Linked DNA regions of Homo sapiens: region 2 is linked to region 1. The links are chromatin contacts, found by POLR2A ChIA-PET in ENCODE. All regions are on one chromosome and are shown on one strand. The core of a region is the stretch at or near the end of the contact, and the rest is flanking DNA. Distances in the headings are between cores, read along the strand shown. Region 1 overlaps LINC01588 (long intergenic non-protein coding RNA 1588). Region 2 has its middle 41 kb from the start of LINC01629.

Region 1 (3,445 bases), core at 377-2,876:
ACCTCCTGTGCCCAAGCACTCTCTAGTGAGGTGTTTCCTTAGGTTAAAAACCACTGTTAGATCATTTCCTAAAATATATCTCAAAAGACCTCAATTAGTTCCTTCATATATAAGTAGGTGTTATATGAAAAGAGTAGCATGCTGATATCAGTATCATGCTGGGTTTGGGAGATGGTGGGTTAAAAAGTGGAACAGGATTTACTTACAGGACTTCTCAGAACCTTTAATATATATAAATATATGTTTTGAATCACCAAGAGAGAGATGGACTATGCAGATCCCCAAATTTAATTGGCCCTGGAATTCTTTCTTTGTGGGACCCTTTTGGGTGGAACCCACCTTAGATACCTCTGAACTACATTTTGTCGTCCAGGGCACTCTCTGGGGACTTCTGTGTCCTTCCCAGTGTGAAGTGCAGGAGTGAGCAGTCAAAAGGCCCTTATGTTTTTACTGAATTGAAACACCTAGAATGTGTGAAGATACCAGGAAGGAGGCCAGAGCTTCAGGAAACCGCTGCAAAGATGATCTCACAAAGAAACCATTGTGGCAGGGCTCCTGGAGCACTCAAGTTGATGTGACGTGTCCTACTCCTGAGAGCACGCAACCCTGCTGGCTCCTTGGGCTTGCATGGCTCAGGGAAAGGAAAATAGCCCGGGTGTTTGGAAGAGAAGTATGTGTGGATGGAATTATTCAAATGCTGATGGATGGATTGGGTCTCCTCTCCTGCTGGCCCGGCAGCCTCTCCGTGGAAGGCTTTGCCCAGGAGATGGGTCACAACAGCTCTGGTGAGATGCTGGAAACATAAGCCCAGGCAGATAGAATGGCAGTGAGTCACAGTAAACCGACAACCGTCAGGTGCTCAGGAGGGAAGCTGAAGCCAGGGGACTCGCTGTGCTGAGCTAAGCGAGGAGCAGGACTCTCCTGTTGTGCAAAACACAAAGAGCAGAGTGTTCAAGTCCAAGGATCAGGTTCCTCCAAATGGAAGCCCAAGCTGTGCACGCTGAGCTCCAGGGCTGGCGATACAATCACCTGCCTCTGCCCATGCAGGAAGGTACCACCCAAACATACCCATTTCTCCCGGGGCATGGGCAGGGGCCAGGGGAGACAGGGCCCTACCACTTCCCATGTAAAACTGGGTGAGCAGCCCAGCGCCCGTCAGAGCCGAAGCACCTCACCTGCACCCCCGCCCCCGCCCCCGCCCCCGCCCCGCCCCGCCCAGCCTTGTAATCTGGGCTCTGCTCGCCATGTGCTCTGTGCTAGTGAAACTGCCCTCAGAGCAGAAATAAACTGTTGGCTCTCAAGTTTTTCCAGACTAACCGGACTGGCCAATGCCTGAGGCTCTGTGTTCAAGATAAAAGTGCCTAAGAAAGAAAAGTGCAGGTAGGCAGTCCCCACTTCTGCAGGGCTGGTGGGCTCTGGGGATCCTGTCTCAGCCTGCTGAACAGCCCAGAGTGGCTTTAAAAAAAAAAAAAAAGCCTGAACAACCTTTTTTTGCACATGGGTCACAGTCAAGCTTCTTAAACTTGGATGACAGTAAACCTATGACTAACTGGATAATTAAAGCCACAAGTCTGGAGGCCTGGGCAGGGCTCTGCTCTGGAATCTCCGGTGGCCTGTTCCATAGGCCAGCGTCCCTTGTCCTTCCCATAGCAGAAATGCTTTCGTGAGTTGGAAACCCTCTGTGGTGACCTCTACATCTTCTCAAGGTCAGTTATCCACTTGTCCATGGCTTCGTGCCCCCATCCCACATCCCTGTCCACTGCATGGAAGGAGGAAATCTAACCCACCCGCCACAGTGCAGCCCACACTCCCCACACTGCCCCGACAGGAACATGACAGAAGGTTTCCAACTAAAACCAAAGTTACTCAGCAAAGCTTCCTGCCAGGCAGCCGTGCTGGAGGGCGCAGCGTGCCTCTGTCTGCTCTTTCTGTTCTATGAAACTTCTCTGCTGCAAGCACTTGAGAGCCTCTTGGCTTCCTGGGGAGAGTGGACTGAACTTCAAAGCAGACACAGCTGCAGCTAAGAAGCCCCTGGGTTGCCTCAAAGACTCTGTCTCCTCCCAGTCTGAAGCTTCTGGTGAATGTTTCTCCCTCATTCCTGAAACAACAGATAGAGCTGTTGAAGTTTACAACGTCCCCCAAGGCATTTCTGTGTTTCTGCCTTTAATCTAGGGCCCAAGTGACCACCCACAAGAATGCCCCGAACACTCACTGCCTCAGGATGCGTCCTGCAATTTACATTCCCGTGGTGCCTCTGCCTTCACCCCACGCTGGTGCCCCCGCCTCCACTCCAGCCGTCTCTCTGGCCACCCCTGCCCCCTCGCTTCTCTCCATCATGCCAAAAAGTGCCCTCGTCCTCTGACGGTGGAAGAGGGGATTCAGTTAGGAGTCGGGATGGCCTATGTGATTTTTGTACACTATTCCAGAATAGGTGTGTGGTTGCTTTAAAAATCAAAAGAAATGTGTCTTCCAAATCTTTGAAGCCCTTTGATTTCAGGAAGCTGTGGACCGTGTTTAGCCTGTGGCTCTGTGTGCCCCTTGGCTGCTGCTGCTGCTTACTCCTGAGGGTGAAGTTGCTAACATAAGAAACGAGTAATTTGGATTTGCGCTTCTTGGTAAAAACCCCTTTCCATTAACCTGTAAAACTCTAGAGGGCAGGGGATCTCTCACATTGAATCTGGTGGTCTTGTGAGAATGCCTGGAAAATAGTAGGCATTCTCCAATGATTGTTGTTGGATTAGTGTCATTGCTTAAAGAAAAAAAAAATCAAAGAAAGTCACTCTCTTAGCTCAGGATGGTGTATTTGCAAGTGTTTAGGCCAAACATGTGTTGAGAAATTGCACATATACTGTGTACAACTCATGTCATCAGGAACTTATGTTACCAAACCTCTTGTTTCACCCACTATCTTATCATCTGTATTGAGCAGACTAAGACCTAGCAAACCAGATGAGCCTTCAGGAGATCTGCAGACTGATAAGGGCATTTGAGATAAAGAAATCCCACAGAGTTCTAAAACCAAAATGAAAAGTATAGAGATGATTGTCCTGTGAAATGGCCCCAAGCCTCAGACCCATTACCATCTACCTCTGGCCTCACTTGGGGGCTACTGTAGATGCTCAGCACAGAACCTCTTAGCTGTGGTTGTGACTTCCTGGCTGGCCAGGCCTGTAAGAGGCGGAGGAAGAAGTGCTGTGGCGAGCTCTGTGACTCAGAGGAAAGCAGCCAGGACATGACGTCCTGCACGACTGCCTGGGGTGGCTGCAGGGAGGTGGCCTAGGGACAGATGAAGCTGCAGTGGGGACCACCTCCCCTGCAGAAGCAGTTTTCTTGTCCCTCCTCATCCAAACACACTCCAACTTAAAAAATCATTATGCATAACTCCGAAAGCAGGTCCATGCTGTACCTGTGTGTGTCCTGCCAGATTTCTTTGTTCCTGGGGGAA
Region 2 (3,515 bases), core at 562-3,061, about 27 Mb before region 1:
AGTTGCCATGGTGATAGCCCTCCTTTGGCTTTCCATGGGGTGGGGGATGACAGGGAGGGTGTGAGTGTGGTGAGTGTGTCCCATTTTCCGCTCCAGGTGAGGAGAGCTTATGGAGTGGAATCCTACCCTCCTCGAGTGGGGTCTGCTCCTCCTCCCAGCTGGGACCCAGCCAGCTCAGTGGCATCGCAGCAGCTGGGAAGACTGGAAGACAGACAGGGACACTGGACTGAAGAAAGATGTCCCAGAAGGAGCACTGGAGGTGGGGGGTGGACATGGCCATTGGCACAGTTGCCAAAGGATGGAGGCCGGAACCTGGGGTGGGAGCCAAGGCATCGGGGAGCTGGGAGGAGGGACAGGCTGGAGCCTCAGAGCCTCGGAAGAGACCCGGAAAGGGTGGGCCCCTTATTTCTGCCATCCACCCAAGGAGTCTCCCACTGCGCTTCCCCAGTCAAGAGAAGGCCCCTCTGCTCTTCCAACATGATCTGTAATTTCCGGCAGACATTTGAGGCCCCTGACATCTGCATAATGTGGGCCAGTCTCTTAGCAACGGGGAACAGCTGTCTGGCATTTCCAAGATTAAACTGTAACTATACGCGGTCCTTGCCAGGGGGAGGGGGTGGGGGAAGGGGATAAACACTGCCTCCTGGCATTTTCAAACTCATTTAGCTTTTATTCATTTCCTGCCTCCAGTAAAGAGGCCAGGGATTCGGGCTGGGCTGTTACTGCCCCTGCCACCGCCGCCTGCCACGCCGCTGCCACCACCTCCGCTGCTGAGGTTGCAGATGGCTCTTCCCCCAGATCTGTTTGCATGCGGGTGGGGGAGAGATAGGAGACAGCACTCGCTCTTTTTTTGTTGTTTTTATTTTATTTTATTTTTTGTAAGTGCTGCGATCCTGGCATACTGTGTAGCTGCAGCCCAGGAAGAAAAGCCAGTGTGGCCCATCAGTTAAAGCCTCCAAGTCAGCTCGAAGCTGGATTAATTCCATCAAGCTCCGTGGCTAAAAGCTAGCTGCGTGACCTTGTGCCAAATTCCTTCACCTGCCCACACCTTCACCTCCCTGTCTGTATAAGGACATAATTCTACCCTGAGGTGGCTCTGAAGACTGTGTATGCACTCAGGCAATGGATTCATGATTAATAATTGTGGTTCTCTGCTCCTTTGGTCACCTTCCAGCCGCCATCCTCTGCTAGTGACCTCGGGCTCTGCTACTGGGGCAGAGAGACACAGGCCATTTCTCTGGGAGCTGCCACCTTGAACTCCGGTTCCCTGGGGCCCCAGGCGATGACATTTTTGCCCTGCAGTACTTAACCAGGGCTCAGCAAGCCCTAGCAGGGCCCTCTCTGTGGCTGGCCAGAGGTGTCCTCATCCCCTGGCCTGCTTGGGCCAGGCAGCTCCTGTTTCCCAATTGCTCTGCCAGCTCCTGCCACTTGGCTACAGCGCCTGAACTCGTGAACACGGTGTTTTGGTTTTGCAGCAAGAAGGAAAAATAAAAGGGCGGGTGTGGGGCCCGGACAGGAGGGTGAGAGGGAGAGAGAGGAGGAGGGAAAAACCCTCCAGCCGCCTGTGCTGGCCAGTTCCAGGAATGTGTTCTCGGACATCAGTGCCAAAGCAGTGACCCAGGCGTGGCGGCCAGGCCGGGTCTGGAGGCCTTCCCAGGAGAAGGGAGAGGCCGGCTCAGGCTCCAGGGCTGAGGCTGCCTCGCCTCCCGCCTCCCCCACGACGCCTCTGCTGACTCATCGCTGCCCCAGCTGGCAGGAGCCTTTTCTGGGGATGGCTGTTGCTAAGATTCCTTGGAGATGACTGATTGCTTCTCCTTGAGCTTTGTGAAAACATGTTTGTAGACTGCACGCAAACACACGCATGCACTCCTGGGGGCTTACACGCCTGGCCTGGACACCTGTGCATGCACGTTTATGTGTCCAAATGTGTGTGCACATGGAAGACCAGAACATGCTTCCTGTTCCCATCACCTCCGAGCGCACGTGTATGGACCAGTACACTCCCTACTCCACCCAAAAAGGGGCTGAGACACGCCAGGCTTTCCTGGCAGTAGGGGAAGCTGCCACTGTACGGGCCGCTCTCATCTGAAGGAGTTTCAGGTTGCCTTGAAACATTCTTGGCCTCTGTCCCTCCTGCCTTCTCTGGGTTTTTGGTTTGCTTCATTCTGCTGTAATGATCTAATCTTCCCTTCTCCCCAGGCCTGCCAGGTTTTTGATGTCTGGTGTTTCAGGCACTCAACTGGGAGCTGCTTGAGATCAGGCTGCCTGGCTTGGAAATGACTTGCCAAAGAGGCTCCAGGGAGTCTCAGTGCCTCTGTATCCCCCCCTCCCGCCAGGGGAGGGAGGGGACCAGCAATAGCATTCATGGAGGGGAAGTGCTGGGCCTTTCTCTGGGCTCTGCTGTTGAATGACGTGGGGGATGTTTGTTCCTCCTCTGTGCCCAGCTGAGCCTTGGCTGGGGTGAGGGTGAGGGTGCTCGGTGCTTAGCCTGCAGCCCTGGATGCCCGGCCTCCGGGGCCTTGTAGCCAGAGCTGTGTGTGACCTTGGTCACATTGGGCTCTTATTGCCTTGGTTTCCCCACCTGCTGGGCTGAAATTGGACTCCTTGCCGAGTCTTCCAGGGTTTTAATATGACAGGGCTTGGCAGGCACTTGGGCACCAGGCAAGGTTGTTTGTCACGGGTTCTTGAAGGGGTGGAGGGACAGGCAGGCCCCGTGCCAGCATGGAGCCAACACTCTTCTCTCACTAGCTCTGCTAGGCTCAGGCTCAAGTGTGGCTTCTTTAAATGGACCAACCCTGGGGGCCAGATCCCAGGAGCGCTCTCTGCTGTGATTCTGCAACTGTTGCTAGGAAAGGCTCTATACCTGGCCTCATGGGATGAGCTGTGGCCAGCCTGAATTCAGTGGGGTTGGCAAAGCTCACAGCTGCCACAAGAAAAATATCCCTCTGTGCTCAGGTCCTCATCCTAAATGAGGACAAGGCTGGCTTCAGAATTCCCGCTGCTTTTAACAGGCAATGATATGGGTGGGAACAGGGGTTGGGGGTTGGGAGGTAGAGTGGAAATTAAGAGAGTAAAGCAAATGACAAAAATAAAAGTAAGTGGCACAAAAAAATAGCTCTTTGTGGGAATGTCAGCAGCCTAATGCAAGCTCCCCAAGGCAGGAACGCTCTACTGGATGCATTATTTTGGATAGCACCACAAGAGTCTGGCAAATCGTAAACAGTCTCAAGGCGGGAGAGAACACAGCACTGTGTCCCACGGACACCAGCCTCACCACTCACGACGCATCAGCCTCTTGCCCAAGGCTCCCAGCCCACCCATGCCCCTTGCTCCAGCCTCAGGACAAAGCAGGACACCAAGCAATTTGCCCGCAGTCCTTGTTTTCACCAGGAGGTGGCAAGAACTTCCATATGAACTGCCTGCTGGTCAGGTTTGGGAATTACAAAGTCAGTCAGTAACCACAAAGCCTGTGAGATGGGAATCTCCAAAGGATGGGCTCTGGGCCCTAGCAGAGG

Evidence for each region. ChIA-PET counts read pairs that join two places held with the same protein, here RNA polymerase II (POLR2A).
Region 2: POLR2A ChIA-PET joins it to region 1 with 15 read pairs in BJ. The contact joins two enhancer-like sites. POLR2A ChIA-PET finds 5 or more read pairs at or near these places in 2 of 52 experiments (BJ and HEK293).

What each region holds. Positions count from the first base shown.
Region 1 is chr14:49,999,097-50,002,541 of GRCh38, reverse strand. All of the region lies in intron 1 of LINC01588 (long intergenic non-protein coding RNA 1588), which reads left to right. Among named protein-coding and RNA genes, the nearest start is that of LINC01588, 6.7 kb to the left of the region's middle. RefSeq lists enhancers at 506-715, 726-775, 1,756-1,805, 1,792-2,439 and a silencer at 1,146-1,275. Within about 2 kb of position 1,626, at least 40 of the 41 ENCODE cell types and tissues checked have a DNase peak (open chromatin) inside an H3K27ac peak, as active enhancers do.
Region 2 is chr14:76,917,192-76,920,706 of GRCh38, reverse strand. No RefSeq gene overlaps it. Among named protein-coding and RNA genes, the nearest start is that of LINC01629, 41 kb to the left of the region's middle. RefSeq lists silencers at 1,584-1,734, 3,227-3,515 and enhancers at 2,113-2,172, 1-2,409. Within about 2 kb of position 1,811, at least 35 of the 41 ENCODE cell types and tissues checked have a DNase peak (open chromatin) inside an H3K27ac peak, as active enhancers do.